Linked DNA regions of Mus musculus: all the other regions are linked to region 4. A link is a loop called in an ENCODE intact Hi-C map of the cell type or tissue named here. Cell type or tissue: heart. All regions are shown on one strand.

The links. Hi-C counts contacts between places; a loop is a spot of excess contacts. Peaks named below come from ENCODE experiments on the same cell type or tissue, not always from the same donor. Only the 100,000 strongest peaks of a DNase experiment are listed, where the experiment ranks them.
Region 1: it touches region 4 in a loop (6-fold over the local background); 11 of 42 quality-filtered maps call a loop at or near these places.
Region 2: it touches region 4 in a loop (10-fold over the local background); 21 of 42 quality-filtered maps call a loop at or near these places.
Region 3: a loop joins it to region 4, with 2.7 times the contacts of the local background. A loop is called at or near these places in 3 of 42 quality-filtered maps.
Region 5: a loop joins it to region 4, with 4 times the contacts of the local background. A loop is called at or near these places in 15 of 42 quality-filtered maps.
Region 6: it touches region 4 in a loop (5-fold over the local background); 11 of 42 quality-filtered maps call a loop at or near these places.
Region 7: a loop joins it to region 4, with 12 times the contacts of the local background. A loop is called at or near these places in 12 of 42 quality-filtered maps.

What each region holds. Positions count from the first base shown.
Region 1 is chr6:88,241,070-88,245,069 of GRCm38, forward strand. No RefSeq gene overlaps it. Among named protein-coding and RNA genes, the nearest start is that of Dnajb8, 21 kb to the left of the region's middle. In heart, a CTCF peak has its summit at 1,721; a DNase peak (open chromatin) is centred at 1,711; H3K27me3 peaks cover 3,391 bases.
Region 2 is chr6:88,497,987-88,501,986 of GRCm38, forward strand. No RefSeq gene overlaps it. Among named protein-coding and RNA genes, the nearest start is that of Gm46965, 8.4 kb to the left of the region's middle. In heart, a CTCF peak has its summit at 2,402 (motif pointing left); a DNase peak (open chromatin) is centred at 2,375; H3K4me3 peaks cover 1,357 bases; H3K27ac peaks cover 1,440 bases; H3K27me3 peaks cover 398 bases.
Region 3 is chr6:88,859,577-88,863,576 of GRCm38, forward strand. The region is part of intron 2 of Podxl2 (podocalyxin-like 2); the gene reads right to left. Among named protein-coding and RNA genes, the nearest start is that of Podxl2, 13 kb to the right of the region's middle. In heart, a CTCF peak has its summit at 1,586; a DNase peak (open chromatin) is centred at 1,505; H3K27ac peaks cover 436 bases.
Region 4 is chr6:88,111,560-88,115,559 of GRCm38, forward strand. No RefSeq gene overlaps it. Among named protein-coding and RNA genes, the nearest start is that of Mir6376, 9.3 kb to the left of the region's middle. In heart, a CTCF peak has its summit at 1,748 (motif pointing right); a DNase peak (open chromatin) is centred at 1,752; H3K27ac peaks cover 388 bases; H3K27me3 peaks cover 931 bases.
Region 5 is chr6:88,485,078-88,489,077 of GRCm38, forward strand. Ruvbl1 (RuvB-like protein 1) reads left to right here. Exons shown (of 11, transcript NM_019685.3): 8 at 636-834. Among named protein-coding and RNA genes, the nearest start is that of Gm46965, 4.5 kb to the right of the region's middle. In heart, a CTCF peak has its summit at 1,998 (motif pointing left); DNase peaks (open chromatin) are centred at 494 and 2,024.
Region 6 is chr6:88,429,406-88,433,405 of GRCm38, forward strand. The region is part of intron 1 of Eefsec (eukaryotic elongation factor, selenocysteine-tRNA-specific); the gene reads right to left. Among named protein-coding and RNA genes, the nearest start is that of Eefsec, 15 kb to the right of the region's middle. In heart, a CTCF peak has its summit at 2,006 (motif pointing left); a DNase peak (open chromatin) is centred at 2,006.
Region 7 is chr6:88,319,715-88,323,714 of GRCm38, forward strand. All of the region lies in intron 4 of Eefsec (eukaryotic elongation factor, selenocysteine-tRNA-specific), which reads right to left. Among named protein-coding and RNA genes, the nearest start is that of Dnajb8, 99 kb to the left of the region's middle. In heart, a CTCF peak has its summit at 2,292 (motif pointing left); no DNase peak of the experiment used is centred here; H3K27ac peaks cover 316 bases.

The DNA of each region.
Region 1 (4,000 bases), 130 kb after region 4:
CCCAGTGGTGCTCCCAGACCTGGACTCTGACAGTTCCACCAAGCCAGGAGGGTTCCAGCACACATTCACATGTGTGCGTGCATGTATTGTGACGTCTCTGAAAGGATGCTGCCAGGGGAGCTCTCTCCACTCTGTGTGCCTGGCTGTGCATACTGTGGATACAGGGCAATGGCTGCCAGTAGCCTCCAGGGCTGCTGTGTTGCAGAATGTGCCTGGTCCATGCTCATGCCTGGGACCCCGTGTGAGCATGTGTGATGCGCTGGCATGCTGGCCCACTCGGTGGCACTCCAGGGCTGGCCTGGGCCTGGAAGGATTTCACCTAAGTGTCTCTTTCAGTCAGACTGTCCAGAGCCTCAGACCTGAACCCCAGAGCCAGGAGCCAGGCTGCCCATGTAAGGTGGGGGGAGGTGGGGGCCTTTGTCCCTTTCTGAAGTGACAAGAGACACACAAAAGGGCTTTTAATTAAATCAAAGGAGGGGGAAATGGGCCAGCCAGGCTGCTATTATGTTACCAAATGTGAAAATGAAAACTTATTTTAAAGCTCTGGTATTAATTTGAGATTATTCAGATAGTTAATTAAAAGTGCAGCATGTGTTAAATATTATTTCAACAGAGATTATCATCGGCCTCATGTAAGGCGATCTCGGGCCTGGGGAGCCCTACGCAAACGCTGGGCGCCGAGGGTGAGGCAGGCCCCACAGGGGAGCTGGTGGCAGGCAGCACACATTGAGGGACAGGGTTCCACAGGGTACAAAACTCAGTTCTTGCTCCTGGTAGGTGAACCTCAGCAAATCCCCAATTTTCAAGCTTTGGGGGCTCAGGAAACCGTCAGGTGGTGATTGGGCCAGTCAGCTGGCCAGCGTAAAAAAAAAACTCCCTAAATCCTCTTTGGGGACAGTAGCCACAGACTTGCACCTTGCAGGCTAGCACATTTGCAGGGGTGCAGGCCGGGGCATGGCAGGGATGAGCTCAGGGGTACATATATGGGCATATATATGCAGGGCATACAGGACCATGTGCAGAGACATGAGCTCAGGTGTTAGTGGGGGAGTGTGCGCAGGTATGGGACCGTGGGGGTGGGGGGTGTTTTTGGGCTGCATGTGAATGCAGGTTTCCTCCTCTGTTGCAGCCTTCCCTTGTGTACTCCTGACAGACAGCTTCCCACCTTGTCACCTGTGTCCTTGTGTTGCTCACCTGGCCTGGGCTGATGCTGTGTGCTCCTGTGTGCTGTGGGCAGGTTATACCTCTGCTTCCGAACAGCTGGCTGTGGTGGGACCATTCCATGGGAGGAAAACGGTCTCAGAGATGGGTCACTCAGGCCCAGGAATGAATCAGAGTGGAATTTTAAAATGTAAATAGCTACATTTTAAACAAACAGAAAGTGGATTTTAGCACAGGACATACACACACACACACACACACACACACACACACACACACACATGCATTTGTGCACCTTCTTTTTCTACTGGCCTCTGTGTCCAGCTATATGGGGCCCTAGCACTAGTGATTCCATGGGGACCCGGCAGGTCCCGGGCTGCTGCCAGAAGCTTGGTACCTTGAGTTCTTCCTGTTCTCCCCCACTCTGGCTCATGTCCCTGGTTCTTTACCCAGAGTCTCAGAGATATCCTTGGGCCCGCAGCCCTGTGCTCAGCTCTCCTCCGTGTCCCGCTTAACAATCCGGAGGCTGGGCCGTGCCTGCCCTCTGTCGGAGCCCAGGGGCAGGGCAGTGCAGGCGCTCACCACCCGACTGCCAGCTGTCCGTGCTCCACCGAATCCAGCAGCGAGCTGTGACTCGGTCACCAATGTGCTTAGACAGTTCCCGTGCTTCAGCTCGCTAGCTCTTACCCAACAGAAAGTGACTTGTGCCAACAGGTGCTCAAAGAGGGCCAGTGACCAGGACAGGGACACAAAAGGATTCTCGAGGAGGGAAGAAGGGAGGAGGGAGCACACAAATCTGGTGCACTTCTCTGAGCCTTATGGGGTCCGAGCCCTGGCTCTCTCCTTCTTCTTCTGTCCTTGTTGAGTCTCTGAGTGTTTCTGTCGTGTCCGGGGTTGCTGTGAGGATTAGACAGCTTGGGGCCAGGATCCGGTGGCTTCTTCTGCCCTGCCCAAGACTGACAAACAAAATCCATAGTCATCCCCAAGAAGATGGGGGTGAGGTGGGGCTTGCCATAGGAGGGGTGGAGTGGTGGGCACAGGGGTGACACCAATGTCAGGGAGGCCCAGGGGTTCCTCTGTGGCCAGCTATGTGTATCCATGTATCTGGGAGAACTGCAGCTCAGTGCAGGTGTGTGTGTGTTGGGGGGTGGGAGGCTCTGCAGCAGACCAGGGCAGGTGTGTGTGGGGGGGCTCTGCAGCAGGTCAGGGCAGGTGTGTGGGGCTCTGCAGCAGGCCAGGGCAGGTATGGGAGGCTCTGCAGCAGGCCAGGGCAGGTGTGGGGCTCTGTGTTTTTGTACAGCTGTGCCATTTTTCTCAGTAAGAATGATACAGATTTAAATAACCACAAAACAACCTTACTGCAAGACCAGCATTTCATTGTAGATGCCCAAGGCCTCATCTCTGGGAGCAGGGTGCCGCAAAGCCTCAGGTGCCAGGACTGTGTGAGCCCAGAACTAAGTGGTACAGGGTGGGGTGGGGGGTGGGGTACAGCACTGTGGTGTAGCCACCCAGCACAGGCTTAGACTGCCTCTGCCTGCCTGCAGCCATTGCTAGCCTGAGCCCCAAGCCTGGGTATCACAAACTCACCCTAGCTCAGCCAGCTCTGGATATATATATATATATATATATATATATATATACACTCTGGACAGATATATATATATATGCAGAGAGAGAGAGAGAGAGAGAGAGAGAGAGAGAGAGAGAGAGAGAGAGAGAGACTCACTGAAACTGGGGCTCCCTTACTTCACTAGACTGGATGGCCAGCAAGTTCCAAGGCTCCTTCTCTTTCTGTCTCTGCCCTCCCCAGCACTGGTGTTACAGGTACACGCTGCCTTGCCCATCTGTTTACCTGGGTACATGGAATCAGAACTTAGGTACTCACGGTTTCACCGCGAGCACTTTACTACGTCATTTCTCTACATCACACCTTTATGGTTAAATTATATTCCATTATGTGGATAGATTATATTTCATAAATCTACCTGCCTGTTAATGGATATATGGGGGCTGGCCTCCGGAGCTGGCTGTGAAAAACATTGCCATGATAGCCACATGTGAGTTTGTATGTGGATATGTTTTCAGTTCTCTTGGGTGTATACCTAAGACTAAGATTGTTAGGTTCTATGTTAATTTCTTTTCTTTGAAACAAGGCCTCCTCATTCTGTAGCCCAGACTGCCTTCAACCTCACAGGGCTGCTCCTCTCTCAGCCTCCTCAGCACAGGCCTCACAGGTGTGCACTAAGCCCGGTTCTTATTTCATTTTCTCCAGTGCCTGGAAGGAGCCCAGAACCTTGCTGGTCAGTGAGCTACACTCCAGCTCTGTTTTTGTTTTTGTTTTTCAAAGCTTTATTGAGACACCATTCCCATAATACTTTTCAGGGCCAGCAAGATGGCTCAGTGGGTAGGGTTGCTTGCTACCAAGTCGGACAGCCTGAGTTTGATCTCTGGGACTTACATTGTAAGGAGAGAATAAATAACCTGTAAGTTGTCTCCATGTACCTATACCATGGCACACTGTTGGGTGTGGACACACACACACACACACACACACACACACACACACACACACACCAGTGAAAATGTTCAGAGTGTCCAATCTCTGGGCCCTAATGTGTTCACATAGTTGAGTGCACACTACCTCAGTAAATTCTAATACATTCTTGTCACCCTGAAAAGAAACTTAGCCCTCTCCCAGCACCCCCTTCCACTACCTCCAGCATCACCTTCTGATCTCCCCACTTGTTCTGGACAGCTCACACACACACTGCATGATATTCCAGGCTGCGGTACTTTCATGGTTCACCTGTGCTCCTGGGGCTTTCTGCCAACTGGGCAG
Region 2 (4,000 bases), 390 kb after region 4:
TGCTAAGTATTTTTCTTGTGATTAGCCTTGGTGTGTGTGTGTGTCCGTCCGTCCGTGTGTCCTGCAGCCCATCTTGACAGGTACTTTGAGTAGACACCTCTGAGACCCTCGGCACCTGGCCAAGGCTGCTCTCTCTGAGACTTTGTTCACACTCCATGTTCTGTGCTGGGCTCTTTTGAGTGAAGTCGTTCTGTGCTAACCACACCTAAGGTTTAACTAAGGTTTAAAAGCTGTGTCTCTTCCAGGGCTGCCCCTTTACCTGTGGTTGGGAAGTCTGCATGAAGGATTGTCTCACTGCTGACCTGTTTAGTAAACCATCAGTGTGGATTCATGGGTGGTTGGTGTGTACACTGGACACCATGTCTTGAGGCAGTCTTACTGTGTAAACCAGGCTGGCTTAAGAGTTTTAGCAATCCTCCTGCCTCTGCCTTCTGAGTTGCTGGGATTGTAAGCACCACCATTCTTGGTGACACCATTTTTGTCCTCATAGCAAAAGATCTTAGGAGATTGCTGTGGGTATTTAATTAAGCCTACTAGACAAATGAAGACATGGCATTTTAGGCCAAACGCACCCGCCCAGCTAGCGGGAGACAGAAGCCAGATTTGAGATCAGACTCCCTAGAGCCTTGGCTGGAAACTGAAATTTCCCTGCCTAGCAATAGTTGTGAATCTGACCTTGAGCAGGTGAGGCTGTTGTGTAAACTGAGAGGGCCGACTGGTCAAGCCTCACCCTTCACAGCACCCGAGCAGGACAGAAGCGGTGGAGGTGCTGCTGGGTTGAGGACAGTCCCTGCCATCCCTGCAGTCCCTTGCACCTGCTCTCCAGAGCTTTTAGTGAGCACTAGGACTGTGGCCTTGTGTTTTCTAACCACGGCCCCCCACTCCTGCCGCTCCTCCCTCTTCTGGGGTGTGACAGTACTAGGGGAGGGGACAGCAGTGCTCTGATGGGAGGGAGATGGTCTGGCTAGGTAGCCAGGTTTGGTTATTTTAATTTTCCTCCCTTTCCCCAGCAAGGCCTGTGATTATTACATTAATCTTACAGGCGAAGTTTTTATGGCCCATCCCTTGTAGACTATGAGAAGTTTCTCCATCCATTGCCAGGCAGGGAGCAGACCCTGGTGGGGAGGAAGTATTTGTTACATCTTATCAGGCTGACACACAATCTAACAACAATTACAGCAGCCCCATTTTTCCCACTAGTTCAGCTCCAGCTTGAAAAATTGTTGTAATATTAAAGTCAGGCAGGATGGGGGCTGGTCACAGGAGGTGGCCACTATCCCAGCTCTGGGCCAGGCTCCTGGGAGCCTCTCCTTGAGCTCTTTGGTGGCTGCTCATTCCAGGTGCGGTGCCTTCTCCCAAAGCCAAGGCACTTCCTGGCCTCTGCTTTGCAGATACCTTACCCCTTCAACCCTAGCCCTTACCCTGGCCAACCCTAGACTGCCTCAGAGAATACTCGGGGTTTAAGAAGGGACAGCTTGCTTTCTCACACCAGAAGGTGGTAGGTCAACATGCCTAAGTATGGTAGCTAAGAAATGGAATTGCAGGCAGAGGGCGGGACTTACACCTTGTAGCCATCCATCTCCCTGACCCTGGGCCAGCCCTGATTGGGTCGCTGGCCACATGTCTGAAAGGCCCTGTCTTTGAGTGAGGAGCAGCAGCCAAGCTGGGATGTGAAACTCTCTGAGGCCACAGGCACTATGTGACTAGGGTTCAGATCAGAATGACCAGTTCCTGGCTCTTGTTGCTAGAGGTCAGAGTTTGTGAAACAGGCGCAAGCTGAGGTCTAGCCCTCCACGTTTGAATGCAGTTCTGTTTGTGCTCCATGCAGAAACAGGTCCTGCTATCCCCTGGAAAGGAGTAATGGTATTACCTAGTATCAGCCAGACAAGCCAGCTCTCCCATGGGACCCTGAGAGGTACACACCGTCCTCCCATCCCAAGAAGCAAGTGACCTGGGGATGCGGGTGACCTGCGGCAGGGCCCGGCAATGGAAGGCGCGGGCTGGCAGGGCTGGCAATCGCCCGCTGGTCCTGTCGCCCTCCCCGTCACTCGGCACCATGCGGTGATTAATGGCCGGGCCGAGCGCGCGTGCGGCCGTCAGCGCGATGGATGTGGCTGTCAGGCCGAGCGTCCGCGCTGACCCCCGGCCCCGGCCCGCGCGATCAATGGGCGGCGTGCGACGGGCGAAGGCTGGGCTGGCGCGATAAGATGGGCCGATGCGCGCCCGCCGATTGCCCGCTCCGTCACCCGCCGTCACCGGCGCCGTCACGCCGCCCGCGCGCGGGTCGGCGCCGTCAGCACGCGTGATTAATGGGGACGCGGGCGGGAGGTGCGGCCCAGACCCTTGCAAATACCCGCGGACCCCCGAGTGGCGTGGCTCGCAGCGCCCCCGTGTGGCTAGACACGCAGTCTGGGGGTGGAGGATGCTTGTGGGAAAACAATTGGGGTAGGCACATGGAGTTTGGCTTTATTATTATTACTATTATTATTGTTGTTGTTGAGCTTGGCGTCATCATCATCATCATCAAGTAGACCTGAACTCTCTATATAGACCAGGTGGCCTCGAACACAGGTTCCTCTGCCTGCCTCTTCCTTCCTAGTGCTGGGCTTATAGTGTACCCTTGGCAGGATAAAGTTTTGAGTGGATAGTTTTGTGTTAATTCTGAGCAGGGTGCAGAATTTGGACTGAATCAAAGGAGTATGCATGATAGTGTGTTCCACTTCGTGGTCCCTCTGTGCAAGCCACTTTACACTCAGTGTATTTCCTAGCTAGAGATGGCAGAGATTAGGAGGAAGGGGAGACTAGAGATGGGGAGGAAGGTGCTGTCAGTCTCAGGTTCAGCCTCTGCATTTCATAATGGCTGACCCTGTTCCCTCATCCTGAGTGATGTAGGAATGCCTGCATATCCTTGCTTAGAGTTCTGGTTTGCTTGTATTCTCTTTTAAAGCTTATATTCACAGAGTAAAATCCCTAAGCCACAAGTAGGCCACTGTGAGTGCTGACAAAGAGAATCTTCCTAACCCCTTGAGCAGAAGGAATAACGTCTACTCACTTCCTCCTTGGGCCCTAGCAACAAACTAAAGTCCACTAAAGACCAGGGACTTCCTTGGTCTTACAGAGCAAAGGGTAGAGTATGGGTGACCTTAAAGCAGCCACAATGGAAATGTGCACCTGGCAGGGATGGTGACTCCTCATGGCTGTATAGATGGAGCCTCTTCCCTAATACCTTCCCACCTGTTTTCTAGCCCCTCTTGGAGGCCCCGATGCCAAGTCAGTAGAATTAGGGCAGGATGACATTCAACTTATTGGGTCGGTTGGCTGAGTACCCAGGGGAGGGGGCCTATGACATTCTCTGGCCTCCCCTTGAAAGAAGGAAGGTCACCAGTCAACAATCCCACCCGTGAAGATCCTGGGCAAGTGGGTCCAGCCCAACTGAAGATGGAGGCAGTTTGTCTTGGAGGCAGTCTCGGACAACAGCTGCTTCTGGCCCACTTCGTTCAGAACAGTGTATGGCTATCCACCATCTACTTATTCATGACTGCTCATGTTTGCTTGGGCTCTCCCATTTCCCATGCATGTAAGACTAGGAGAGGACATGAACATTTAGTTCCAAAGGGATTGCTAGAGCTTTCCAAATGCATTGTCATGTCCTTGCCCACTGCCCCCCATCCGGTGTCTGTCATGCTCTGTCTCAATCTGTTTGTGTGTGTGTATGCACATATAAGGGGGAGGGGAATACAGGTTCTCACTGTGTAGTGTAGTCTGGGCTGACCTGGAACTAAGACCAGCCTGCCTCTCCATCTGGAGCAGCGGGATTAACAGTGTACATCACCACACCAGGCTCCTCCTTGCCTACTCTGAACACGAACAGTAATGGACACAATTGCTTTTGGTATTTCCCTCCAATGTATCTTAGGGACTTTTCTGATGTAGTCCACACCCATACTCTCCACTATAGTGACAGTAGCCGGGGCTGGCCCAAAACTGTCACCCCTCTGAT
Region 3 (4,000 bases), 750 kb after region 4:
AACTGTGTTTATGACAGTACCAAAATAGGCCTTTAATAGGTGATTAATAAGGGCCGGAGCTTCACCTCCTGGGCGGCTTAGTGTCATGATCAAGGGGTAAATGTCACAGAGCAGCTCAGGACCATGAGACCCAAAGGTCTCACAGATGTGCCTTTCTACTGTGGAGGTCTGGCTTCCAGAACCTTCCAATCCTACTGTAGAAAGCGGCTAAAACTGGATAAAATGGCAGCTATTGTTTATCTCTAGCGTTGGGAATGAGCTGATCTTGCTTTAACTCCACCTCAAGCTTGCTGACGGCATGGCTACATCCACACCACACCCCTCCTCACTTTGTTGTGTCTGCTCTTCTGGAGAGACACAGACCTGAAGAGCAGCTGAGACAACTCAGTTCCTCAGACATGGGGTGTAGGACTCTGACTCCTTGAGTGAGAGCAGAAGCCAGCAATGGTGGTGAGTGACACAGTACCCATTGGGTCTTCTAAATATCTGCCTCCCTTCCCATTGCCAGTGTGGACCCTAACTCTATTCCCACCTCATCCCTCTTACAGTAACGCACAGCAGGCACTGCGAGGAAACTGAGTTTAGGGGCTGCTAATGGCATGCAGAGACACAACTGCTGGCAGGTGGACTGGGAAATGGGTACCTTCACCCACCACTGGCCCAGAGTGTGAGGTGGCGTGGGACACCAGCTCCATGTTACCTGCCAGGCTACACACCATGGACAGGGCACTAGCAGCACCATAGCTGCCAGCATCTGCTCATGGACAGCATGCATGACTGTCCCCTATTGAGCTGGGTAGTGAGGGACGGTCATCTAGCAACCAGGCAGATAGGTGAAAAAGAGCTTTTGTGGCCAATGGGATGGGAAGAATCAGGTGTAGAGGCTGGAGGAGCAGGTTTGAGCCAGTGCCAGTTAGAATAGGATTCTAGGGGCAGTGCTAGAGTCACAGGTGAGCCCCTGAGTAGTTCATCCACTCAGCTCTGCCAGGCAGAAAAGGAAGTGGGGCTGTACTATGGAGACCAGTTTCTGGTGGGCTGGAAATATAAGCTATGTTCTATATAACTGGGGTTCACCCAGGAGTGTTTGCCCAGAAAGATGGAGTCATGTGGTATAAAATGGCAAGACACAAAAGGGGAGGGGAAGGCCACAACAAGTACACAGTTAAGAGGCCAACAGTTAAGGTTGCCTGCCTGTGTCTTCCCTTCCTTGTGAGGACTGTGCTAACATCACTTGGTGAGACAAAGATGAGAAGACAGTAAGCCAAGCGAGCCATATTGAGAGCTAGAAACCATGACAGGGCTTGAACTTAGCAGATGATGGTGAGACTTCTTATCATGAGGCCTGCAGTAGCCCAGGGAGGAGAGACATCCCTTCCCTGGACTCAGACTCTGCTGCGACCCCAGGAGTCAGTCCCAGGCACTTCTGCTGCTCTCCTACCCACTGCCTGCCTGCCTCTGCCCCAGTGGGAAGATCCAGAGAGAGGCACAGAGCATCAGACTGCCCCTTTAGGACAGAGGGCTGAACTGTTGGGATGATGAGTCACCTACCCGGGAAGAGGAGATGAAGCCCCCTGGTGGTTTAGATGAGAATGTCCCCATAAACTCCTGTTTGAACACTTGGTCCCCAGATGATGGCACTGTTTTGGGAAGTTGTGAAACCTTTAGGAGGCAGAGCCTAGCTGGAGGAAGGGAGTTGTTAGGGGTAGGCTTGGAGGCTTCCTTTCTGATCTCTATTTTCTGTTCCTCTAAGATGTGAGCAGGTAAGGTGTGCCCGACGCACGCTATTGTTGCCATGGAGCTGCCCGCCATCACATCTTACCCAGCCATGGTGGGCTCTATCCTCTTTAACTCTGAGCCCAAAGAGACCCTTCTACCTTTAAGTTGCTTCTCGTCTGGTGTTTAATCACAATAACAAGAAAAGTCACTGATATGGGTTTCTACCTCTCACCAACATTGCAGTTACTAAATATAAAAGTATAAAAGCACAGGAGAATAGCAGAATAGAGATATCTCAGGGAGGAAAAAACTTCTTAAACAAACAAACAAACAAGCATTTCCAAGGGTCTGGATCAATGGCTCAGCAGTTAAAAACACTGGCTGCTCTTTCACAGGATTCGGGTTAGATTTCTAGAATTCACATGGACAGATCACTGCCTCCTGTACCTCTAGTTCCGGGGGAGATGATGCCCTCTTCTGGATGGCCTGGGCACTGCACACAGATAGTACACATAAACAACCAGCCACACACACAGCATGTAAATAAACACATTCTTTAAAACTTAAAAAAACCAAATGACAGACTGTAAAAATGTCTCTGTTTATAAGTGACAGAGACATATTTTCTTTCTTCTATATAAAAACTGTACAGTGGCAGAAATAAAAAGAATGCTTCAGCAGGAAGAAGCATGACAGTGGTGACAGTGACAGCCATCTGCAGAGCACTTCTCACGGCCAAATGTTGTGCTGGGTGCTGGGAACACATCCCTCCCTGCAAGGTGAGGACCCCCACCTATCCTAGGTGAGACTTGGCCTCATTCTTTAGCCTTGCACTGTTCACTGATGTCAGTTGCTGCTAGTGGGCAGGGCTGGAACTATAGAATCTGCCTTCTCTCCACTACCCCATGCTTCAAGTCCAAAATGAAAACTGTATTTTATTTATTTTCACTTTATGTGCATGAATGTTGTGCCTACATATATGTATGTGCATCACTTTCATGCCTGCTGGGTCCTCTGGACCTGGGAATTATAGATGGTTGGTTATGAGCCACCATATGGGTGCTGGGAATCAAACCTGGGTCCTCTTGAAGAACAACCAGTACTCTAAACCACTGAGCTATCTCTCCAACCCTGAAAACTATAGTTGATATTTCTATAAGTAAAATATTTTGCTTAGAATGTGTTATATAGGGGCTGGTGAGATGGCTCAGAGGGTAAGAGCACCCGACTGCTCTTCCGAAGGTCCAAAGTTCAAATCCCAGCAACCACATGGTGGCTCACAACCATCCACAACAAGATCTGACTCCCTCTTCTGGAGTGTCTGAGGACAGCTACAGTGTACTTACATATATTAATAAAATAAATCTAAAAAAAAAAGAATGTGTTATATAATTTATGTTCAGAATATATACATGTACATATATAGATTTAATTATACATATATATTAATATATACTTTATTTACATTAAGCTTTCTAGGCTACTACCAAAGACCATTATAATTTTCCTATCAAACTGAGCAAAATCTTCCCCTTGACGGATTCTAGGGATGGAAGCCAGGCCTTTGTGTATGGCCAGGATGGCAACTCTACCTTCATGCCTCATCTCCAGACCCTGGCTTTCTTGAGACTGGGTCTTGCTAGTCTAGGTTGGCATCCACTGCATCAGCTTCCCGCACACAAGGAATGCTTAGGCCATTGCACTTGGCTAATGGAACTCGGCGGTGGGAAACGTCCCAGGCCCCACAACTGGGTACCTCTGGTGAGTGCATGCTGGAGTCCCTCTGGGGGTCACAGTGGGGATGCTAACAGAGCCTTTGTAAAGACCCACACACTTGATAGCAGAGCTGTTCCACTTGCCTTCCAACTGTCTAAAGCTCTCCTCTACCACTGCCCTAGGCTGACTTGATCAGCCACAGCCCTGGGCTCCCATGGCCCTGTCTCTGACAGGCTACTTGGTGAGAGGAAGAACAGGACATTGAGGCACCTGGAGATGGGACACTGGATGTGGAGTGGAAAGGAGATGGTTGCCAGAGATGTCACCTTCCAGTCCTTTGTACCCAAGGGTGGTGACATGCATCTGTGGCCTGGATTCCTAAGGATCAGCCCACATCCTGCCAGACTTTTGCAAATCCACTGCCTTATTTCTTGGGGGCTATTTGGGTTCCCTGCCTTCTGTTCCTGGGTGGGATGCTTGACCTAGTGATTTCATTCTAGCCATTATACCAGGACACCTAATAGCCAGGGCAGTGCAAAAAGGTATGAGGTCATTTGCTGCTGCAACT
Region 4 (4,000 bases):
TACGTTGGAATACTCAGAGCAAATGCAGCAAATGCAGGCAGTTCATCATTCACCCGTGACGCGTGTGACCAGGTAAGAACACCTCTCTGGCTTCCCTCTTGTCCACCTCCCAGTCCCCGGCGGAGGGACCCCTTCCCTCTTTTTTTTTTTTTTTTTTTTTTTTTTTTGGTCTTTCGAGACAGGGTTTCTCTATATAGCCCTGGCTGTCCTGGAGCTCACTTTGTAGACCAGGCTGGCCTCGAACTCAGAAATCCGCCTGCCTCTGCCTCCCGAGTGCTGGGATCAAAGGCGTGCGCCACCACGCCCGGCCCCCTTCCCTCTTTTGCATCCTCCCTGACTCCTGGATTGAAGAGAATGAACGGGAGCTAGAAGTCATGCAGGGCTGTTCCTGGGGCGCAGGGCAGTGATTGTTCGTGGGTGACATAAATCTCTTTAAGGACACAGAGCTGCGTCTAGACTGTGTGCTCTCCACTGACCGGTCTCTCACCGTCATGGGTCACTTTCTTGGATTTTTGCTGCATTTGAGCTTTACACAGTTTTCCTCCCTCACCCCTCTCTCTGAGACAGTCTCATGTATCACAGGTGAGCCTTGTATTCAAGATGTCGTTGAAGATGACCTTGAACTGCTGATTCTCCTGCCTCCACCTCCCAAGTTTTGAGATTACAGGTGTGTAATGCCATGTCTGGTTTTCACTGTTTTCTCTCCATATTAGTCAATCAATCAATCAATCAGTGCTAGACAGGATCTCATTTTGCAGCCCTGGCTGGCCTGGAACTCTATTTGCTGTTTGTTTTTTGAGACAAGATTTCTCAGTGAATCCCTGGCTGTCCTGGAACTTGCTCTGTAGACTTGGTTGGCCTCAAACTCAAAGATCCTCTTGCCTCTGTCTCCCTAAAGGTAGATGTCACCACCTCCCAGCTTGGCCCGAAACTCTTACAGAGCAGGCCGGCCTCAAACAGAGATGGCCTCAAACCTTTGCCATCTTCCCTAACCCAACCCCTGTGGCATTAAGGGCACTCGCTAGCATGTCTGGCTGCCAAGCTTTCTTAAAGGTGGGTGTGGGGGCTATTTACAAAGGTTTGGAAAATAAACCCTCACTAGGAAGCAAATAGAAAGGTAGGGTTGGGTTAGGTGGGATGCTGCAGCTGTCTTCCGGGACCTGTAGCCTTGGCAAAGTCATCCAACCGCTAGGAACTTTGTTTCCATCTTTAAAATGCAATAATGTTTGTTCCTTAGAGTGGTGTGAGCCTGAAATGAGTCTGCCAGTGGGGTGGCTCCTTTGGTGGTGGCAGTCCCAGCTGGGTAACAGGAACACACTACAGTGCTAATGATAAGAAGATGCAGCCTGGCAGCTCACAGAGCACTGGTGTCCTCCAGCCCCCAGCAGAGGACTGGGGTCCTCTATGCCTCTCTGCACAGTGACATGTGGGGACTGCTCTGGACATTTTCTAGATCAGGGATGTAGAGCAACTTTGAGTTTTGTCTGTAGAAGAGAATAATCTCTTGTTTTGAGGTCACAGAGCAGGTAGCAGGCACTCAATGAAGGCTGTAGCCCCTGGAATGTACCACAGCACTGCGGGGCAGCACCTCTGGCTGCTCTGGTTGTTTTGTGCATGTGGCCTATCCCTTGATTTTCTTGTTGCAAAGTGAATTGGTGTCTCTGGCCCCAGGGCACAGGGTCAGGGAAGAGCTGGGTTTCACCTTGCTATATGGGGTTCGGGTAGGGGTTGAATTGGAGCCTTGTAGCCACTAGAGGGCACTCCAAACCCTGCAAATCCACCCCTGCTTGGGCCTCAGGGTGGACAGAGGGTGGGTGTCTGCATGCAGAGATGGAAGGAGCCTGGATACTGGGGCCTCTCACCCTTCGTCCCTGTTTTGCCCACGTTGGCTGTGGGTGGCCTTGCTGGCCTCACGCTCTGATCTGACGTAGGCTCATCCTGAGATCCAGCGCAGAGGGCTCCGGTGAGGATCAGGGATGAGTGAGGCCCCAGACAGTCACCTTGTTGACAGGTTCACATTCTAGGTTTGGGCCCTTACACCACTGGTTCCTTTCTGACTTCTTCCTGGTGCAGGGATGGGACCCAGAGCTTGGGTGCACTAGGGTACTGAAGCACAGCCCAGCCCCCATTAGTTCCTGCCAGCTACACCCCCTGCAATCATCAGAGTAGAAGTTGTTATTGAGGACACCAGGGAACACTGAGAATGAGAAAGAGCTGAAGAGCTGAAGCCCTCAGCCCTTGCTGTCAGGTACCTATGAGGGCTCTGCACAGCAACAACAACAGAAAGCCAAAATTCATAAAACAAAACAAAATATGCTCTCTGAACCCCCAAGACAGAAAACAGTGGTAGGTCACAAACAGGATCTGTGTGATCAAGAAAGCAGGGGACCCATCTGACTGGGTCAGCACCCCCCCCCCGGGGATTCTGGGTAATCACTGGGGGTTGGGTCCATGGGGGCCAGAATGTTCTGCTGGCCTTGGGCATCAGAGGCAGCAGCCGATAAGTCGAGACTAGGGTTGATGGGCCAGCAGACCACGGTGGCTCTTTGATCCTTGGAGTGATTTACTCAGCAGGAATATGTATGTCACATGAGAGGCTTGTCCTCCCAAGCCTGGCTGCTGGGACAAAGCTGCCCTTTCCTCTTTCCTAGGCTAGCCCGACTCCATGTGGGGTTGTGGGGTCCTAGGTGGCTGTGGTCAGCTCATGAATGGTATGTCAGGAGCTCCAGAGAGCGAGTCCGTGGGAGGTGAGCTGAGTGCTCCAGTGAACAGGCATCCAAGCACAGAGGGCCAACGGAGCAAGACAGGACCCGGGCCTCGGCCCTCACCCTGCTCCACTGGAAGACTCTGGTGGCTGGTTGGGGCCCAGTATGAGTGGGGCCCCCATGAGTGTATGGAGAAGGCCTACCCGGCGTGAAGCTTTCTGTCTCCACACCCAAGCTTATACTTCATCTGCTATCACCTCCCTCCTCCTCTGTCCTTTGGGCCCATTGCAGCACTCCTCTGTAGGCTCCAGGAGGTGCACATGTGTTTTCAATTGTAAAAACAATGCATGCTCATAGCAAGCCTTCAAACTGTCCAGAAGGCACAGAAAAGAGAGCGGAAGCCCCACCTTCCTCCCACTCTCCTACCCACCTAGAGCTTTCTTAGTGGATTCCCTGGAGGGTTTCGTTTTAACTGTATGTCTCTGTGCTCTGCTCCACATCAGCTCCCGTGGCCTGGGCCAGACCCAGATCCACACAGCATGCATTGAAGATGTTGCACAGGATGGCTATGGAGGGGAGGTGTGTGTGACATACAGAGAGAGAGACAGAGAGAGAGTCAGAGAGAGAGAGAGACAGAGAGAGAGAGAGACAGAGAGAATGAGAGACAGTGAGAGAATGTGTGTATGCACGTGTGTGAGTGTGTATGTGTGTGTGTGTGAGAGAGAGTATGTGTGTGTGTATGTGAGTATGTATGTGTGTGTGAGAGAGACAGAGACATAGAGACAGAGTGAGAGAGTATGTATATGCACATGTATGAGTGTGTATGTGTGTGAGAGAGTGAGAATGTGTGAGTGTGTGTATGTATGTGTGTGAACGTGTGTGTGTGTGTGTGTGTGTGTGAATGAGTATGTGTGTGCCTCTCCTTCTTTCCCAATGAGGTTCCTCCCAGCAGCTGAATCTTCCCTGTATGACATTCTGTTAACATTATTACAAGTTAAATTCAGGACGGAATGTGACAGCATATATGTATAATTCCAGAACTGGGGAAGTGGAGGCAGGAGGATTAAGAAGAGTTCAAGAGCATCTTTGACTACTTGTTGAGTTTGAGACTAACCTGGGTTACATAGGACTCTGCCTCAAAACATCAGGTCAAATTAAAACAAAACAAAAGAAATAAAAAAATCAACTTGAATTCAAAGCTGCATATATAGAGTGGCGTAGGCCTGTTGTCCTCGGAAGGAGAGCAAGGCCATTCTGGACTCCAGAATGAAACTCTGTTTCAAAGAAATAAAATC
Region 5 (4,000 bases), 370 kb after region 4:
TGAATTTGCTCTTTGTTCTCAGGCAATTCTTACTGGTAGATTTGGTAGAAGAGGTAGCAACTCCAGCAGATCTTACAGTTCTGTTTATGACCAGACCCTACTGCTGCGGTTAAGACTGGGCTGTGACTCGTGGTGGCCTATTTGACTATGGATAACATCTTGTAAGGCCTGAAACCATCTTCCTGTTTGGAGAGGACTGAGACTGCGTGTGATTGAAGGCAACGTCACACAGGGCCATAAGACAGGGTCATTCACAGAGCACAACATAGGAATATTTGCATATGAAAACTCCTGTCGTCCCAGGCTCCCAAATCTGCTAGACTTGAGTTCTAGTGGGAGCTGGACATCGGGTTGGGAGGATGAGCAATAAGGCAGGGTGGGGCGTGTGAGGAGGTCATGGCCTTCCTGTGCACAACCCACTTGGGGTTAGCCAAACAACTTTAGGGAAAGCTGCCAGTTCTGTGGCCTTTAGGTGTGTTTGTTCCTGTTTTAGATGATGTAACTGAAGCTGGAATGGGGCCAGGGCCTGCTGGGGCCTCACAGTTGGGGAAACAGGTGTAGGGTGGGTTTGGGTGGAAGTCCGAGCTCAGAGCGGGAGCTATTTGCTGGTGCTGACCCTGCCATCCCACATCTAGATAAACTTCGAGGGGAGATCAACAAAGTGGTGAACAAATACATTGACCAGGGTGTGGCCGAGCTGGTCCCTGGAGTGCTTTTTGTCGATGAGGTCCACATGCTGGATATCGAGTGCTTTACCTACCTGCACCGAGCCCTGGAGTCCTCCATCGCCCCCATTGTCATCTTTGCATCCAACCGAGGCAACTGTGTCATCAGGTAGGGCCTCACGCCTGCTCCAAGGCTTCCCACCTTCCTTCTGAACGAGTGTTCTCCTTGGTTCGCATGCCTGCATGCCATGAGGCAGATGGGGAAGAAGCAAGGATGTGTCTTGGGTTGTTCTGATGAGGAAGGTCTTCCCAGGGGTCTTTTGGGCTATGGAGTGTGCGAAGTAATGGTCGCATAGGGGCTGGTCTTTAGTGGGATGTCATGAGCTAGCTAACTTCCTGTCTCCTGCAGAGGGATAGGTATTGCTAGCTTCACTTCAGGTGAGGGAACTGAATGGTGTAACTCTTCCCACCCCAGACCTTTCTTGAGAGGTTCAGTAGAGCCCTGGAGAGTGGGTCTTCGTACAGTCTCTCCTGTGTTAATACAGCCCCAATGCTGGGGTGGAGGGGTTTTCCAGACTCACTTTTTCCTAAGTACTCTGAGCCTGAGCTGCAGAGAATGTACCAGCTTTTGTCTGAGGCCCATGTCAGGTTCTCATGTGCGGTTTTAGTGCCCTAGAGGTTTTCTGTGGTCCTGTGGGACAGTCAGGGCTGGTCTCTGCAGTGCTGGGATGTAAAGGGCTTCTTTTCAAGCCCACAGCTGTTCCAAGAGACAGTGCCCTGGGGCTGTGTGATCTTGACAGTGGTCACTGGAGACACTATGGTCCTATGGCCCTCGAGTATTCAGGACAGCCGAAGCCACCCAGACTGCTGGCTTGCCTGTCCATGATGGTGGACCATATAGAATGCCACTGGCCCTTGCTGGAGAAACTTAGTCTACACACTGAGATTGTCCACACCGGGTGCTGGTGGCCCTGGGGAGTAAGTAGTCTGGTATTTGCTGTGAGCGTAGTGCATTACAACAGCAGCCACCCTCAGTTGTGTCCCCTATGCACTCTAGTTGGGATATGTTTATGGTTCAAGTGTAGATGGTGGCATTGTGTGTTCTGGCACCCCGTGATGCCATCTGGATAGGAACATATCACAGGTGTGTCCTGTAGTCTTGGGGAAGCTGCTGTGCCAGGTCCAGGCCGGCTGCTGGGGAGACTCAGGGCCCCCAGTCAGCGTCTATAGACTCCATGTGGGCCTGGCTCCGGAAGCCTGGCACCTGTGGCTCTGCTGGACACTTGCTTTCTTGCACAGCTTCATCTGGGCTCAGTATGGACACATGGTGCCCCCTGCTGGGAGCTCTGCCAACAGAGCTAACTGAAACCAGCGGGTGCCAACAGAGGCTGGCAGCTCTTGGACCCCGTTGCCAGGGCTTTCTCAAGAGGAAGGAGCCCTTGATCCCAGCCTGCTTGTGAGAACCAAGCTCTAGCCAGCTGCATGAACTCTACAGAGTGGGTTGGTGCTGAGTACCAGCTCCGTCGTGCTGACATCATCCGCAGGAGACCCACCACACTGCTGCTCCCATTGACTTGGGCAAGCAGGGCCTGGGCTCTCACCACGTAGGCATGTGGCTTGGATTTGGGTGAAGACTGAGCTCCAGAGTACACTAGTGTGGTTAGGATGCTAAAAGTCAGAACTTTAGGAATATCTACACAGTGTGACAATCTGTAACAAGTCGTCATAGCCTTCTCCCTGGAGGAGCTGCCAACCTCTTGCACCATCAGCATTATATCTGACATGTTGAGGGCTTGCTCCTTGTCAGGGTTCTAAAGTCTGTATGAGCCCCTATGGAGTGGTGTCAGGACACCCTGCCACCCAAGGACAGATGAGGCTGTCTCCCGGTGGTAGACTGCAAGCCGCAAGGGCTGCCACTTAGCTTGCTGGAAAGCCCACATGATGCCCTCAACCCAGCTGGGCAGTGAGTAGGTATAAAGTGTTGCATGGCATGGTGCAGAGCTGGCCTCAGGGGACACTAGGCTCCCTAGGTTGACCTTAGACGTCTAATCTTCCTGCTTTTCAACTTGTGGGGTTACAGATGTGCCCAGTTTCTGTTTTGCTTGTTTGCCTTTACTCTTGAGTAGTAAATTATTATGTACATCAATAATGTTTGAACATTACATGAATGTATTTGAGTATTTTCTACTATTCTTTGGGTAGTCTTAATCAATTTTTTTGGCAGTCTTTTGACACAGTTTAAAATTTTTATTCAAAACTCTTAATCTTTAGGGTAGGAGTTCAGCTCAGTGGAGCACTTACCTTGCATGTATAAGTCCTTGGTCTTCAGCCCCTGCCCCCAGGAACAAATTCCAGGCTACTTTGAAGTGCAGTCTGCCTGCTTTGTGCTTTGTTCTTACATAAGGAGCACTGTCTAACCTGAGACCACAGGCACATGCCTTTGTTTTCTCCCAAGAATTTATAATTCGGCTCTGGGTTTGTAAGTCAATTGGGATTAATTTTGAGCATGGTCAAAGAAGGGCCGATTCTACATCTAGACATAGATATAGATGTCCAGCTGTCATAGAGCCATTTGTTGAGATGACTGTCCTTGCATGCATTTGTATGCACCACATATGTGTGTACAAGTGCCATGGAGGTCAGAGGATGTTGGATCCCCTGGGACAGTTACAGGAGGTTGTGAGTCCCTGGTAGTGGTGCTGGAAACCTAACTTGGGTCCTCTGGAAGAGCAGTAGGATCTTTTACTTAGCGAGCCTCTCCTCAGCCCAGAATGACCATTTTTCTTACCAAGTTGCATTGCAGCCAAGCATACGGCTGCCCTTTAGAAATGTCTCATTGTGTCTACTGGGCCAGCCAGGCTCAGGCACGTGTCAGGGAACTGCCCATTAAATTGCCCAGGTGTTTACCACATTCTTAGTTGTCTCTGTCATTATGGATTACAGAGAGTAGCAGGCACTGATCCTCCATCAAGTGCATTGTTACCTGTGAACATTTGGTGATATCTGTAGACGGTTTTATTTCTCATGACTCAATGCTGTGGGTGTCACACAGCATCTCACAGTGCATACGACAGCCTCTGACAGAACATGAGGGGTCTAGGAGTCAACAGTGGCCCAGTACAAGAGCCCAGAGTTTCCAATGGAAGAGTGTTAAAGAGGGGGTGCGTCACTTGCTCAAGCACAAGCTATGTTTCCAGAGGCCCTGCCTTATCTCTGCAGAGGCGCCATACTTAAGCTCAAGGAGCATTGCCCTGTGGGCTCACACCCCGGACTGTCTGCCTGGAAGCCCACTATCCAAAATCCATTCCTTAACAAATCTGTGATAAGGTGTGGCC
Region 6 (4,000 bases), 320 kb after region 4:
ACAAGAAAGTCGACTGACCTCAAGACCCAAACAGAAAACTGTCTCAAAATTTCACCACAAGCAATGCTTACGGAGGGAACTCTACTATAAGGGAACTCGTCAGAACAATGACTCTATCTACATTCCAGACAGAACAGCACCCAGACCATTCTCTCAGAGATACACTCTATCTCTGTCAGCATGTGTCTCTGGTGCACCCACATATTGCTTGTTACAGGGGTCTCACTCATTTTGCTCCCTCTGAGCTGACAGAGACGGAACAAACACACAGCCTAGCTGGAAGTGACCACCTAGAACATGGGTCTCATTCCTAATTGCTAGCCCTACTATGGAAGTGAAAGGACGAAGCCACCCAGAGCCACACAAAAACAACTTCTCATCCCTGACAAATGAGCTTCTTTTGTAAACGAAAGGCTCCAGCATTTTTCAAAAATTCTGTTCCTAGAAAAAAATGTTTGGTGAGCCTCTTTTACAAACCTGATGCAGCAAAACCTTTCTTTTAGACTCAGACCTAACTAGAAGTCATGTGGGTCACAGAAAAACCTGTGAGTGGCCACCCACTAACACTGCACTCAGTGCTGTGACATTCACATTTAAACTAGAAGTCATAGATCAATTAAAGACCACAGGGGATGTCATATCCCTCCTCAACTACTTATGTGGCACCACTCTTACAGACATACTCCCTTTGGATTACATAAGACTAGAAGAAGACGTCTGATTCTATACAGGGCTCAGCCTGGAACTGCCTGTCTCCTTGATTGCTGTCAGGGGACTGAAGTGGTGGACAGCCCTTTGCATCTGGGTCTCACTATGCTTTGTTGTGAGATGATCAAGGCATCAAGTAAATGAGCAATATGGGAAGACCTGGCTTGTCTCCAGTCAAAAATGCTATCCTTGTCTCTATCCTCCTGTCTTATAGCACCCACTACTCCTGACACTCAAGCTGGTCAAGCCTCGGCTCTGTGCATGAGCTTTAAGAGCATGCTCCTGATACAGTCGTCCTATGCAAGACAACTGCCTCCACCTGGGGTGCACGGGCAGCTCAAAAGCCCAGGTGGTTCCCATGGGGATGCCAAGACAAGCTATGGCCATCCTATGCCTTTCCTCCTTTTGTTTCCTCAAGCTGCTGCCATCTGTAGCATTTCATCAGTGAGTGACACCAACATCCTAAAAACACCTGAGATCAGGAGGTGACTGAGGACAGGAAGGGGCTCCCAGTTCTGTAGCAGCTGAAATCTGGTGGGGGCAAGAACTGCATTCCAGCATGTGTCCTGCTGGTCCAAAGGTTTCAGCAGAAGAGTACCATGGAAGAACTGAAAACGGGAAAATCATTATTTAAAAAAAAAAAAGGCATAGTCAATCAATCCCGGGACACCAGGATGCAGGGGAGCCACCTTACAGAATGCAGGGAGCCACCTTACAGAATGCAGGGAGCCACCTTACAGAATGCAGGGAGCCACCTTACAGAATGCAGGGAGCCACCTTACAGAATGCAGGGAGCCACCTTACGGGGGAAGGCAGAATAAAAGAAACAGGGCGGACTGCTGACGTACACACCTTCAAACGCTTCAAAAGTTAAGGCAGATAAGCTTTACATTGATGTGAAAAGGGGAGAAAATACATTTGACCTCTTGCTCCAAACAAAAATCTGCCCATCTGGTTTTTAATTAGGAAGCCGGTGTTTTGCTTCTGTGACACTGTGTAACCTCTGCTAGTGTTGTACAAGACTTGCAACCATATTTTCATTGATTTAAAAAAAAATTAAAAATAAACATTGAAAGAAACAATATTTTTCTTTTTAGGAAAAAGAAGGCTAACAAGCAGCAAAGTTTTGAAGGAGTTGTGTATTTAAAGGCATATATGAGAACTCATCACAACCTTGACTTACAGTTTATTTTGTCTTGACTACATCTGAGGTCATTCTAACTCTGCTGACCTGTGAACCAGCACATGATCGCCCGTCTGAGACTGCAAGCAAACACTGCCCTCTTGTGCACCAACAGCTCTAATCAGCACAGGGTGTGTCTACCCACACCTAGTGGATGGCGGCGTACTGAGTAGAGCTGGGTCTCCCAGCCTAGGGACTTGTCAGGAAAAGGATGACACACATCTGTTACCAGAGTGTTTGCTGTGCATCCCCAGATTGCCTTCTGAGGCAGATTTTGAGATAAGAAGAAGGAAGCTCCAACTGGAGAAATCAGACCTAATGCAATAGATTCTCATGGTTCCTAGAAAACACTCACTCTTCAAAAAGCTGCTGGTTATCATGGGAACTTTTATTATGCACTTTAAAAAACTTTGAGAAATGATTGATGAACTTGCAATAATAAGTAAGTAGCACTTCCATTTACTTAAGAAGTCTGCACAAGGGAAGGAAACCCATTAGGTTCCAGAGGAGAAAAGAATCCCTCAGGTTACAGTTGCTCTAGTGACTCCCCCAAAGCAGACACAATCACTTCCTGGAGACCAAGCTGGAATCTCAAGAGAGCTCTGAAGTCAGTTACTATTCCCCTGTTTTAAGGAAAGGGAACTAGGGATGTGGCTCAGAGGCGGGGCGTTTGCCAGATCCTAGGTTCAATTCCCAATACGGCAACAAAAATAACACAAAGAACTTAAGAAAAGGGCAGAAGACACCTGTGCTAATTTAAAGCCAGTAACTCCTGCTCAGCAGCAAGCTCAGGGGAACAAGCTTCTCTGAAGTCAGTTTGCAGTTCTGTTCCAAACAACAGATCATCAGAACGTCAGCACCCACTCTTCCACCTCACGGGCACAGCTTGGAGACCAAACCATAGCAACCTCAGTTCTCCTGAAAAGGCAAAATCTGTCCCTTCCTGACCCTGTGTGTTATCTTTCACCCAGGACATCCTGCAGGAGGGGTGGTGGGAACATCAAGGGCAGTATGCTCAAGGAGACTAGCAAAGTATGGCCAGCTCCGTGACTGGATGGATGCCTTACTTGACATCTCTACTGTCCACTCAGGACTGCTATCTTCCCACCCTGTAACTGGAGCCTGAGATGCCAGTGTGCCAGTGTACCACTGGTCACACTACAGAACAGTGGAACTGGCTAACTACTGCCATGCCAGAATTGCCTGCCAACCCTATTTCCACCTCAGCCCATTGCTCTACTACAGGAAAGTAGTACAGAGTGTTCCCAGTACACAGGAGGCCTGAGATTCGATTCTCCAATACTACAATAAAAACATTAAAATTTTAAGAAAAGGGCAGGAAACACCCACATGAATCTGAGGCCTGGTAACAGAAACCGGCAGGACTAAGGACACATAAAAGCCAGTAAAGAAAACCTGGTATGGCCAACCACCTGTAGAGGGCTAGTGTGAATGTCTCTCTGTGTCCATGGATCACAATATACCATTGCTTGTCCTCCAGCAAAACCAGGGCTAACAGAATCCAAGTGTGCATATCTGTCCAAAGATAGCCATGACTGCCTACCACCCCCTCTCCCCATTACAGACCAGCCCAACCTGCCCTCCTCAGAGCCACTGCAGGCGCTGCTCCTCTGACATGTAGTATCCATCCCCAACTCACCAGTCACAGGCCCCACACTTTTCCAGAATTTACTTTCAATCCTACTGCCTCAGGAAGGTGTAAGGGAGATACCCCAAAGCCAACAGTCCTGTACTGTCCTTGGTACTGACCATAACTCACAATCTTTATGGTTTTGTTACTTCCTAATACCTGCCTCCCACCTGTCTGGGAGGCTAGGGTAACTTCTGCCTTCCTTGCATGCAGATCTCTTAGGGACTGCTAAATGAACTTGATAACATGATGATGAAACTCTTTCTGTGTCATCAAACTTACAGAATAAGGTCACCTAGCCCTACCTTTAGGATATTAAGAAGCCCAAGGAAAGAAATAAAGCCAAGAAGTCAGGCAAGGAGGTTTTGCAGCCTGCAAGCCTGCTTCAAATGACACATGACAAGTAAGGTCTGGTCTCAATCACCATATGTTCATGAAACCAGCAGCAAAGCCCACAA
Region 7 (4,000 bases), 210 kb after region 4:
GCAGATGTCAGGAGGCTGGGGTGCTCTACCCTGCATGCACAGGAACACTCAGAAATCAACTGCCAAGTGTGAAAGAGTCCAGGGCCAAGGCTGCAAGTGGCAGCCCTGTCACTCACTACCCCAGGGGCTGGGGAGCTGAAGTCTTCCTTGGCCAGGAACAGATACTTTTCAGCTTAACAGACACAGCCCCTGCTTATGGCAGGACGGAGAAAAGTAGGAGAACCAGTGTCTTCCCCAGCTCAGATTAGAGACACTGAGGTGAGCTCTAATTTTGTCATCCTGCTTACAGGCTCAGCACACCAAGTCCAAGGTTATGGGTTACTCATGGCTCTGCTTCCTAGGCTCTCAAGCACAGTGGCCAGAGGCATGGAGATAATGGTGGCACCTGCTTTTCTTCCTGAGAACTGCAGAGCAGACAGGCCCCTCCTTCTGTTCTGTTATGACTTCATTAAACTGCACAGGGTGTGTGTGACTAGAAAACAACCAATCCTCTGTTGTTTTCTACTTCCTTTCTCAAGTATGTTGACTTTAAATGGATGGATGGTGTAAAAACCTGAAAAGGATGGCACATGAGTAGAACCCCAGAATGTGGAGGTGGCATCTCAGCAAGTCAGGCTAGGCCAGGTAGGGAAGTCAGACAGGATGAGGCCCAGGGCAGCTGCCAGGCTGTCCTGAGAAAAGCCTGAGAGGAGCAGATACTTCTCTGGCTGGAAGCAAAGCTCTCTGTTGGTCCTGATGGGTCTTATCTCCTTGCAACTGGCCACTTGTGTTTTTTTCTAACTCTACTTTAGGTCTCTTAAAACCTGAGCATCCATTTGAACCTTACGGCTGGAGAGTCACAATAACTTCTGGCTGGAACCAATAGCTACTGGCAGCTTTTTATAAATCCATCTACAGCCACTCACTGGTTATATAACCCATGCACATATCCTCTATGAACCTCAGTTTCTCCTTTTGCTACATAGTGGGTATGGAGGTTATCTGCATGGACCCAGACAGATGATCGCTAAGGGCCCTCCTTCCTTTCCGCATCCTGTATGTTGACCCTTGCCCTTTAATGCTGCTGCTGGGCTTTCCCATCTCTTTACTTGTAGTTCCCAGCCAGGATCTCCATCCCTTTCTTCTTGCCCTGTTCCCTGATTAGCTGCTAAGCCCCACCATGTGATACTAGGCCCACTCTGTCAACCTTACCTCTCTCTACTTGTGATGGCTACCACCTGGAATTCCGGTTCTCTGCAAACCTTGGACTAAGACAATCCCAACAATAAGTGAAAAGCTGTTATACAATCTCCCATGACCAGACCTGGTTCAGTCCTTGGTGAGTACTTGTGAGAAAGTGATAGAAAGAAAAAACCCAAATGCTGCATAGCCTGGTTCCCAGGTAAAGGCAGACTGTTCTTGAGCTCCTGGGCACAAGCCCCCAGCTGACATCTGTCAGAATGGCCCATCCATAACCACTGACAGGCCAAGGGAGCTCAGAAGAACAAAACAAAAGCTAGGCCTCTCTGCTTTCCTAGCTACCTACAGAGCCTATGCAGGCAGCGTGTGCCACAAACAGTTAAGGAATTAAGCTACTTGCTCCATCTAACCCCAGACAACAGTTTAATCTGCCACAGAGCCAGTGAGTTTGAATAGCATGGTGTGTCATGCACTCCTACAGTGGGAGTCACACAGGGTCACTGGGTACATGTCTGCCGCACTAACCAGTCCAGGGGTAGGTAGGAGAGAAGCATGGTCCCGTCAACAGGGCAAGGCCAGCTGCTGTCAGTGCAGCTCTGTTCGTTAGAGGAGACCCAGGGTGATGTGCAAGGCCAGGTTTTCAGCCAAGCTGCCATGGCTGCACTTACAGAGTGGGGACTCTTCTCAGCCTGACCCTTCCTATTAGATCCTCTGTGGCGCAGATACAGCATACTTCCTGCCTGTCCTAACTGCACATGAAACTCAGCCATGTCTCAGGGCGGGTTTCTAGTCGCTGGTGTGGGGGTAACGTAACAGAAAGAAGACTCTCTGTTACGAACGAAAACCCAGGGCACGGCCAATAAAGCAGCCATGTAGCCTGTGGGAACCAGGCCTGACTTTCAATGAACTTCCTTCGACTAAGCCCTGAGTCCTTCCTTCTCATATAAACCTTAATATATGACCACAGAGAAGAAGCCAAGAAAAAGCCTTGGCCACTCCTCAGCCCCAGGGAGCCACGCCTTTTCTTTACCTGCAGCACACTGTCTTGGCCCCAAGAGTAAGGGACTCTGGACTGGATTTCATTTTTCTCCAAGTCTCTGGCTCCATCTACTGTCTCTGAACGCGACACAGAACTGAGGCTAGAAACACTGTCCGGAGTGCTCTAGAGCTGAGGTAAAGCTTGGAGGGCAGCACAGGAGACGCCTGCATGTGGCCAAGCTACATTCCAGGCAGCAGATCCGCCCCCACTCGAGGAGCCTGGGAGGGTTGCAAGGTACTGGCCAGAAGGCTGTTTGCTTGACCTTTGAGCCCACTGCAGTCTGCTTCCAATTAAGCACAAAATAAGTCTAGTTACCAGGTTACATTATGTGCCATAGTTCACCTCAAAAGCCAGAAATACAGGGTGACCTGGAATCCACCCACAGTGCTATGGCTGCTGCTAACAGAAACAACAAATAAAGACTTGGGAATTAGGGACCCCTGAGGTAAGTGTGAATCATAGCTTAGCAAATCACTGCTTCAACTGTGTTACCTTGGGAGAGTCGCCATCCTGAGCCTTAGTTTCATTGCCTGTCAGAGAGTAAGAATTAACTAAAAGGCCGGTGTTATCCAAAGCAGGTGAGAAAACATGAAATAGGGAGCGCAAGTCCTGGCGACTCCAAAGGCTTTAAAACTACCCATCTTACAGACAGGAACACTTGGGAAAAGTGTGGGGGGACTTTAAAAACTGTATAGACAAAGAATTCCTTAAAGACCCGAGAGAAAGAGCCTAGAACCTGAGATGAGAAACTCCTCCTTAACCAGTTGCACAGGTAAAGGACCCCAGGGGCATCTGGGAAGTAGCAGTTCTCAGTGGAGAGCACCTAAGGTGGTGCTGATGGATCTCTGAGGAGAGGTTGTGAGACCCTCCCAGGGTAAGAAAGGGACATGAAGCCCAGGGAGGCAGAGTGAAGTGGAGGCATGGTGGCATATTCAGTCAGAATACAAATAATGGTAGGCTTGGCATCGTGTACAAAAGGGAATTGTTAAAGCCAACACTGCATAAACAAAATTTAAAAGGAAAAGCGGCAGATGAATGCCAGGCGTTGTTACATATAATCCAAGCACTTGTGAAGTAGAGGCAGGCATATCTTTGTGATTTTTGAGGCCATCTTGGCTACATAGTGAATTCCAGGGCATCCAGGGCTACATAATACAAACACATTTAAAAACAGACAACAGAAGCAGGGCAGTGGTGGGCACACACCTCTAGTCCAGCACTCAGGAGGCAGAGGTAGATCAGTCTAGTCTACACAGGGAGTTCCAACTTGATAATAGAGAAATCCTGTCTCAAAAAGACCAAAATAAAACAAAATAGACAACAGGCCATTTTTCAGGAAAACATGTTACCAAACTGATAGGAGGGACTGAAATAAAAAAGACCAGAGTACCACCCTTCCCTCCAATACTGAGTTCAGATGCTTGCAGAGACAAGCTCCCTTCCTCCTCTAAGGAGCAGACAAAACACAGAGGAAAGTGGGCAAGCTCTTCCTCTGAAGTCTTCTGTTCATATGACACCATAACTTGACAGAAGTGTCAACCATATATCTCAATTATGAATGCTAACATAAATATCTTAAAAGTATTCAAAATTACAATCCAAATATTAAAAAGAATGACAGGTAACTAAGCAGCATCTATTCTGTTATGCACTACTAGAGAACCCAGCACATTAGTAGAACAAAAGATTAAAAATCATCCTAAATAATATTATAAAGATTCCTGGTAAATTTCTATAGTGCTTGTTGACTTAAAAAATAAGTAGAAATTTTCCTTATTTCAA